Linked DNA regions of Homo sapiens: region 2 is linked to region 1. Evidence: chromatin loops called from intact Hi-C (ENCODE). Cell type or tissue: PC-9. All regions are shown on one strand. Each heading gives the region's core, and the rest is flanking DNA. Links, peaks and the distances in the headings are about the cores only.

Region 1 (4,401 bases), core at 255-4,254:
AAAAATAGAAAAATTAGCCGGTCATGGTGGTCCACGCTTGCAATCCCACATACTTGGGAGGCTGAGGCAGGAGCATCACTTGAACCTGGGAGGCAGAGGATGCAGTGAGCCAAGATCACACCACTGCACTCCAGCCTAGGCAACAGAGCAAGACTCCATCTCAAAAAATAAAATAAATAAAATAAAATGAAATGGCATATTACACTTATAATTTTATAGCTCCCCCTTTTGACATATTAGGATCGTTCTTATAACTAATATATTTAATGGATTAAAAGCATTCCATTCTATAAATATAGCAGAGATTTTTAAAACTCAATCCACTAAGCCTATTTTACAGAAAAGGTAAACCTCAGAGAGGTAAAGTCATACCACAGGGCAAGGTCTATGAACTAAAACCTTGGCCTTCTCATTGCTAACAGAGTATTCTATCCATAATAGTTTCCAAAAGGATTGAAATAGACGGAACATTTTCTGACAAAAACAGCCATTAGACTGACTAAAGTCTGAGATACGTACCTAGCCACATGCGAATGATGCTCATGTAGTCTTTGTTCTTGGCTGAGAGAAGTTTGTCATAGGAAGGGCAGCCTGCCAAAAGGATGCGATCATGGTCCTCACACATGGATATCAGGTGCTGCTCTGCACTGCGGGTGCAGCACACATGATAATGAGCCAGTTTTGTTATGGCATGTCTGATAGAGTCATCAATGGTCCCACTGACTTCCCCACCTTCAATGTGAAGGATTCGGATGTTCATCAAGGCAGCAGATGTGGCCAGAGCCAGGGCATCAAACCTGTCTCCATGAACAATCATGATATCAGGCTTCAGGCGATTAAGGACATCTGGCAGCTTCACTAGGGCCAGGCCTACTGACTCCACCATGGCTGCCTCATCTTCTCCCCTCACAATTGTGTGTAGCCTGGTGTTAATGTCAAAGTCATCTTGTTCAATCATTCGATATGTATTTCTAAAGCCGGGGAGAAATAAAGATATAAGAACATGTTCTTAAACACAGAGCCGTAACATGCAAGAAAAGCAATCTAACACCAACTCTGAAGTGAGAAACATTAAAATAAATAAATTGAAGTATAACTTACAAACATAAAAAGCATAGACCATAAGTGTAAACAGCCTGATTAAGATTCTTTTTTTTTTTTTTTTTTTTTTTTTTGAGATGAAGTCTTGCTCTGTTGCCCAGGCTGGAGTGCAGTAGCGCGATCTAGGCTCACTGCAACTTCTGCCTCCCGGGTTCAAGCGATTCTCCTGCCTCAGCCTCCTGCGTAGCTGGGATTACAGGCATGTACCACCACACCCAGCTAATTTTTCTATTTTTAGTACAGATGGGGTTTTGCCATGTTGGCCAGGCTGGTCTTGAACTCCTGACCTCAGGTGATCCACCCACCTTGACCTACCAAAGTGCTGGGATTACACGCGTGAGCGACTGCACCCGGCCAGAGAATTTTTTTATTAGGAAGAAAGAGACTAAACTTTTAACAGTGGTCAGCACTTTTTATATACACTTAGGGGAAAATGTTTTTTACCCTTTTTTTTATTTTTTTGAGACAGAGTCTCGCTCTGTCGCCCAGGCTGGGGTGCAGTGGTGCGATCTTGACTCACTGCAACCTCCACCTCCCAGGTTCAAGCGATTCTCCTGCCTCAGCCTCCCGAGTAGCTGGGACTACAGGCGTGTGCCATCACGCCCAGCTAATTTTTGTATTTTTAGTAGAGACAGGGTTTCACCATGTTGGCCAGGATGGTCTCAATCTCTTGACCTCGTGATCCGCCCGCCTCGTCCTCCCAAAGTGCTGGGATTACAGGTGTGAGCCACCGTGCCTGGCCAAACCTTTTTTCTTTAAGAAAACATTTCATGGTGAAAAGTCTCTCACTTTTGTCTCCCAGTCATCCAATTCTTCTCCCAAGAAGCAACCAATTTCTTGTGTTAGAATGTACCTTAAACATGCATTTTCATTAAGTACTAGTCAAATTTCCTATTTAACGGTCTCATCAGATAAACACTATTCTTCCACCCTTGGTAACTGTGGTAGGCAGATAAAAAACCTACTACCATTTCCCTGAGAGCCTCTCTTCCACTAGTCTTCCTGTCAAAGCTTTCTCAGAGCAGTAAAAGAACCCACTCAAACTTTCATCTCAGGCTCTAGCTAAAATTTCTGTTCTACTGAGAGGATGCTCCTAAATAGCCAGAATTCATTTTATATTAAAAAAAAATCTGGACGGACGCAGTGGCTCACACCTGTAATCCCAGCACTTTGGGAGGCGGAGGCAGGTGGATCACCTGAGGTTGGGAGTTTGAGACCAGCCTGACCAACATGGAGAAACCCCGTCTCTACTAAAAATACAAAATTAGCCGGGCATGGTGGCGCATGCCTGTAATCCCAGCTACTCGGAAGGCTAAGGCAGGAGAATCACTTGAACCCGGGAGGTGGAAGTTGCAGTGAGCCGAGATCACGCCACTGCACTCCAGCCTGGGCAACAAGAGCAAAACTCCGTCTCAAAAAAAAAAAAAAAAAAAAAAATCTGTGGATCCCTGAGCTATCCATTAAGTTTCTTCTCTACTCTTTAAGTATTTCCTAGTAGCGAATTCCCACCTTGTTTTTAAAGAATAGTCTGAAAAGGACAATTTTATTTTAACGCAAGGTTCTTTCAGATACAGTATTGTATTTGTGATCCTCTTTGGAGACTGCATTAATATATTCATGCCACAAGGGTGCACTAAATGACTTTTTATTACATACATCAAGATGTATGTAATACGCCTTGTTCTCTCAGATTATTCAACCTTTGCTTTTTTTTTTTTTGAGACGGAGTCTCACTCTTGTTGCCCAGGCTGGAGTGCAGTGGTGTGATCTCAGCTCATTGCAACCTCCGCCTCCCGGGTTCAAGTGATTCTCCTGCCTCAGCCTCCCGAGTAGCTAGGACTACGGGCATGCGCCACCACAACTGGCTAATTTTTTTTTTTTTTGTATTTTTCGTAGAGATAGGGTTTCACCATGTTGGCCAGGCTGGTCTCAAATTCCTGACCTCAGGTGATCCACCCACCTCAGCCCCCCAGAGTGCTGGGATTATAGGCATGTGCCACCGTGCCCGGCCCAACTTTCACTTTTTAAATGTAGCCTGTGATTAATAACAAACCTAATGTCAGCAAAATAAATGTCAATGGTGACAGTAATGTAACTCTCTACTTTACCTTGCAGATTAGATTTTTAAAATCTTGTTCCATATCTACTACTTTATATGCTGTTGGCCTATAAACCAGTTTTAAAGATTGCCATTACAGCTCACAAAACAGTTTACATGGAATCACATTATTATACTCATACAATATGTATTTATAAGTGGCATTTGTTTGAATGTAACAACTAATAACAAACAGTAATATTATTTATAGCTACCATTTATCAATCATCTACTAAGCGGCATCATTGTGATGGATGCTCTATATCATGATCTCCATTCCTCACAATAATTTACAATATAAGTTTTCACTACATTATATAATGAGGAAACTGAGGCTCAGAGATGCTAAGTGACTACTCTAAGGCCACATAAAAACTAAGCAGCAGAACAGGAATTTGAAGCTGGGCCCATATGGCTACAAAACCCAAGCTCCTTCTAGCACACTGTTGCAATGAAGAATAAGAAAATGCTTTCATCTTACCCATAGTCATCTATCAGGTGAGAGCCAAGTACCACAACATCAAGTTCAAAGAACTCAGGTTCGGTTTTAATGCCAAACATGATCGGGGCAAGTTTAGAATAATCTGCACGGTTACAAGTAGCAACACAAACCCGCAGCTTTCGGTTATTTCCATTCTTCTCCATGATTTGCTTGTTTCGTTTTGAGAGGTTCTTAAAATAGAGTTCCTGAAATTGCCAAAATAAAAACTTTATAATCAGAATAACTCCTAGATATAACTAAACTTTAAACTTCTCTAAATCAGAAATAGAAATTTTCAGTTTCAAGTCCTTAACCACTATTTAGTACAGTGATTCTTAATCTTTTTTTGCACCTCCACTTATGTGTGACTCTCCCATTGGTATATCCAGAGTTAAGAAACTCCAAGGCTGGGAGTGGTGGCTTACGCCTGTAATCCCAGCACTTTGGGAGGCCGAGGTGGGCAGATCACGAGGTCAGGAGATCAAGACCATCCTGGCTAACGTGGTGAAACCCCGTCTCTACTAAAAAATACAAAAAAAAAAATTAGCTGGGCGTGGTGGCGGGTACCTGTAGTCCCAGCTACTCGGGAGGTTGAGGCAGAAGAATGGCGTGAACCCAGGAGGCGGAGCTTGCAGTGAGCTGAGATCGCACCACCACACTCCAGCCTGGGTGACAGAGCGAGACTCCATCTCAAAAAAAAAAAAAGAAGAAGAAACTCCAG
Region 2 (4,401 bases), core at 158-4,157, 410 kb after region 1:
AGGCCAAGGCAGGTGGATCACAAGGTCAGGAGTTTGACACCAGCCTGGCCAATATGGTGAAACCCCGTCTGTACTAAAAATACAAAAATTAGCCAGGCGTGGTGATGAGTGCCTGTAGTCCCAGCTACTTGGGAGGATGAGGCAGGAGAATCGCTTGAACCCGAGAGGCGGAGGTTACAGTGAGCTGAGATTGCGCCATTGCACTCCAGCCTGGGCGACAGAGCAAGACTCTGTCTCAAAAAAAAAAAAAAAAAAAAGAAAATGCTTAAGCCACAGATGAGCTAAAAGGAAAATAGAATTTACCTATAAACCAACTACCTGTGGAGGATGTAGTTAATATTTATTGTGTCTTTCCAGTCTTTTTTTTAAAGCATACTTTTACACGCATTCAAGTACTTTTAAAGGACACATTATTGAATTGCAGAGAACAAAAAAATTGTTGGGAGTAAGATCTGTGATATGGAATATATAATACTTTATATGACATGAAACATTTTGATAAATATTTTCATATTTATGTTAAGGGTTTAGGTTTTTGTTTCTTTTAAAATTTTCATACTGAAATGGAGCATGTTGATTAGTGTTTGTTATAACCAAATTATTTTTCTCTACTTCACTGTCTTTGTCTCAGTTTTGTCATGGACTTTAAAAAATTTTTTTGTTTTATTTTTTGAAACAAAGTCTTGCTTTGTTGTCCTGGCTGGAGTACAGTGGTGTGATCATGGCTCACTGCAGCCTTAACCTTCCAGGCTCAAGCAATCCTCCTGCCTCAGCCTCCCTAGTAGCTGGGATTACAGGTGTGTGCCACCACACCTGGCTAATTTTTAATTTTCTATAGAAATGGAGTCCAGCTATGTTGCCCAGGCTGGTCTTGAACACCTGGGCTCAAGCAGTCCTCCCTCCTTTGCCTCCCAAAGTGCTGGGATTATTGGCATGAGTGACTGCACCTGGCCTGTCATGGACATTTAAAATGGTGAAGAAGCTTACATACATAGAGGCACCATGTCATTCCTAAATGCTTGTGTTAGTCCTTGTTTTGTGTGATTCTTTGTATTTCCCATGGCTTAAAATTCAGCTATCCAAATACTTTGCCAGATGGGTATGGAACTTTGTAATGTCATCTTCCCTCAGATTAATTCAGGTTGCAATGTAAATAATCTTAGCACTAGGAAATTGTACCTCATCCTCAGAGAAAGGTAGTTGGTTGGCCCTGTTTATGAAATCCAAGATAACACAATTGACTGTGTGGATGAAAGTTTGGTTTTTTTCCCCTTTATAGGCCTCAAAACTGTAAAAAAAAAACAAAAAATGTTAAAATGCCACCTCTTTTATGATCTTTTGTTGAATTCCCCCTCCCTCAAATTCCTTTAATATCTATCTCATTTAGATCTCCTTTTGGTACTCATCAGTCATGTGCTACAGGTATAGTGGGTCTTATGTCACTGCCAGAACTAACCTGCCCCTCTTTTTCCCTCCCTAGTTGGTCAGTGCACTGGCTGTTGTGTAAAGAAATCTCTGAAGGGAGATATCCTGCATGGTTTTCTAGTCTGTTGTTGGAGAGTTTTAATGGCTGGTAAATATTCTGTGCCTAGGCAGCTCTTTTGCACATGGGCTCCTTGAATCAGCCAATCCCTCATCCCACCCACACTGCCAAACCCTTTAAACTTTCAGGTGCAAGTAACACATCTGGGTCCAGGAAAATGCAAAACCCTGAATTTTGCATCTGCTCAAGGTAATTGGAGAAAGCTATTAGATACGTATACCTCTATGCTTAGAAAAATCACTTTCACTAAATTTTAAAATTTACGACACCTCAGTTAAGGGGCCTGAGACATTTTCCTGAGACATTGGATTGTCTTTTTTTTTTTTTTTTTTTTTTTTGAGACAGAGTCTTGCTTTGTTGCCCAGGCTGGAGTGCAGTAGTGTGGTCTTGGCTCGCTGCAACCTCCGCCTCCTGGGTTCAAGTGATTCTCCTGCCTCATTGTCCCGAGTAGCTGGGATTACAGGTGTGTGCCACCACACCTATCTAATTTTTGTATTTTTAGTAGAGATGGGATTTCACCATGTTGGTCAGGCTGGTCTCGAACTCCAGACCTCAGATGATCCACCTGCCTCAGCCTCCCAAAGTGCTGGGAACACAAGCGTGAACCACCACACCCGGCCTGGATTTTCTTATATCTGAATTGGCCTGGTCTCAATTGATCTGCTTATATGAGTTGTAAGTGGAAAAGACCTGGAAATATATTTACTCTTATCTTCCATCTACTCCCTAATGAACATTTAACTAATAATTTAATTATTTGCAAAGTCATATTATTGAATCAATTTTATGGCAGATCAAGAGACATTTTAGTAACAAGAAGTGAAATAGAAATCAAATTTTGGGTTCGCTTCTAATCTTTATGCAAATTATTGAGACACGAAGCAAGTCACATAGTCTGGTTGTACTGTTCTTCCCCTTGATAGAATTATCCCTTTTCTCTGGGGTGTTGTTTATAAGAAAGTAAGTAATCATGATCGATCAATCAATCAATAGGTGGCCCTTTCAGTGAAACAGCAGTACAGACTGATCCAAGAATCACAAATAACCACGTCATCATCATCAGTGTCATTAGCATTTTCAGGCCCCATGCTGGGCTGCTGGGAAACATATCTGTGTAAAGTATAATACTTGTTCTCTAAGAGTCAAGACATATATATACATAGATAATACTGCATCATAGTAGATGATGGGGGCCAGAGAAGTGGCCAGAGGTGTCCTGGGGAGCTTTAGAGGACAGGAATGATCACCATGGGATCCAAACTGGACCAACAGTCAAGGTTAGAAAGATGGAAAAGAAGTGGCACAACATTCAGGGCAAGATAAATGGAATCAGCAAAAGCAGGGGCACCTAATTTTGCTTGATGTATTCTGTTGACAGTGGCTGGACTTGTGTTAAAAAAGAAGAGTTCAAGTAGGGGGAGAGAGAGAGAGAGAGAGAGAGAGAACGCAAGTGAGCTGGAAGGGTGGACAAGAGCCAGATAGTAGAGAACCTGAAAATGCACATCAGAATTTTAGACTTTGTTCAATAGTTAATGAGGAGCCATTGATTTGTGAGCAAGAGAGAGAGAAATGAACATGATTTTGAAAAATTAATCCAGTGGTGTATACGATTGTTTAGTCAGGGGTGATATGTGTGCTATTAGTCCCTACTGGAGTACCCATGACAGCCGTCATTCGTACAGCACTGTACTTCTCCCCACCAAGCCTAGACTTAGCTTTAGGATTTTTCTCAGCCTAGCTCTCCATGCATCCAGTTCCAAATGACAGTAATTGGTAATCCTGGAGAACTCTGTCATCCTTGGTTGAGACAGTGGAAAGATTAGTGGTAGAGACAATATTGTCTGTTTGAATAGTCTAGGTATGAGAAGATTTGTCCTTGATCTAGGATAGTGGCAGTGAGACTTTGGGAAAAAAAGGATGAGATATAAGAAATTCAAGTAAAATTGCTTGGCTAGATTAACAATATATCGAGGGAAAAGGAAGGAAGGAGAAATAAAAACTCCAAGTACACCCACAGTCTTGAATTCAGGGTATAATTAGTATACCCTTAGTTTATAGAGGAGGAAGAATGAAAGAACAGAAGTTATTTTGGTGGCGTTGTTAGCGCAAGACCCCAAATGTCCTATCCCTAGGAGATCCTTCATAAGGCTAATTTTCTTCCTGGTAGAAATTATTCACTACCCTGTATATTCTTACAAAGAAGAAACCTATATTTCGAAGTTGTTTCCCCTCCATCTTCTACTTTGTCAGATCTTTTTATTTGTAAATTTGCAGTAGAGTTGTCTGGTATTATAGTGATTATGTGATAATGAAAAGTAGTATGCTATATAACATAAGAATGTTGCAAGACATATTATTTGAGAGTCGGAGGTTTTCCTTTCTGATAATTTGAACTGAAATTTTCTGACTTCCTTTTTCTGTACTGGATGGTCAGCTCCTTCAATATAGTGTCTCCTATTCATTTTTGTTTCCAGGGCCTTGCCCTATGCCTGGAATACAGTTTTGTGCTGCATAAAGACAACGTTGGACTGCATTTATGATGGTGGTCCCATAAAATTATAATACCATGTTTTTACTCTACCTTTTCTTTTTTTTTCTTTCTTTTTTTTTTAGACAGAGTCTCGCTGTATTACCCAGGCTGGAGTGCAGTGGCACAATTTCTGCTTGTTGTAACCTCCACCTGGTGGACTCAAGTGATCCTCCCACCTAAGCCTCCCAAGTACCTGGGCCTACAGGCACATGCCTGGCTAATTTCTATTTTTTGTAGAGATGGGGTTTCACCGTGTTGCCCAGACTGGCTCCAACGCCTGAGCTTAAGTGATCCACCTGTGTCAGCCTTCCAAAGTGCTGGGATTACA

Evidence for each region. Hi-C counts contacts between places; a loop is a spot of excess contacts. Peaks named below come from ENCODE experiments on the same cell type or tissue, not always from the same donor. Only the 100,000 strongest peaks of a DNase experiment are listed, where the experiment ranks them.
Region 2: a loop joins it to region 1, with 7 times the contacts of the local background. A loop is called at or near these places in 1 of 110 quality-filtered maps.

Annotation. Positions count from the first base shown.
Region 1 is chr9:36,245,512-36,249,912 of GRCh38, forward strand. It overlaps GNE (glucosamine (UDP-N-acetyl)-2-epimerase/N-acetylmannosamine kinase), which reads right to left. Exons shown (of 12, transcript NM_005476.7): 2 at 3,681-3,886; 3 at 520-971. The coding sequence starts at 3,844. Among named protein-coding and RNA genes, the nearest start is that of GNE, 11 kb to the right of the region's middle. In PC-9, for the core only: a CTCF peak has its summit at 2,705; no DNase peak of the experiment used is centred there; H3K27ac peaks cover 770 bases.
Region 2 is chr9:36,652,493-36,656,893 of GRCh38, forward strand. The region is part of intron 12 of MELK (maternal embryonic leucine zipper kinase); the gene reads left to right. Among named protein-coding and RNA genes, the nearest start is that of MELK, 82 kb to the left of the region's middle. In PC-9, for the core only: no CTCF peak of the experiment used is centred there; no DNase peak of the experiment used is centred there.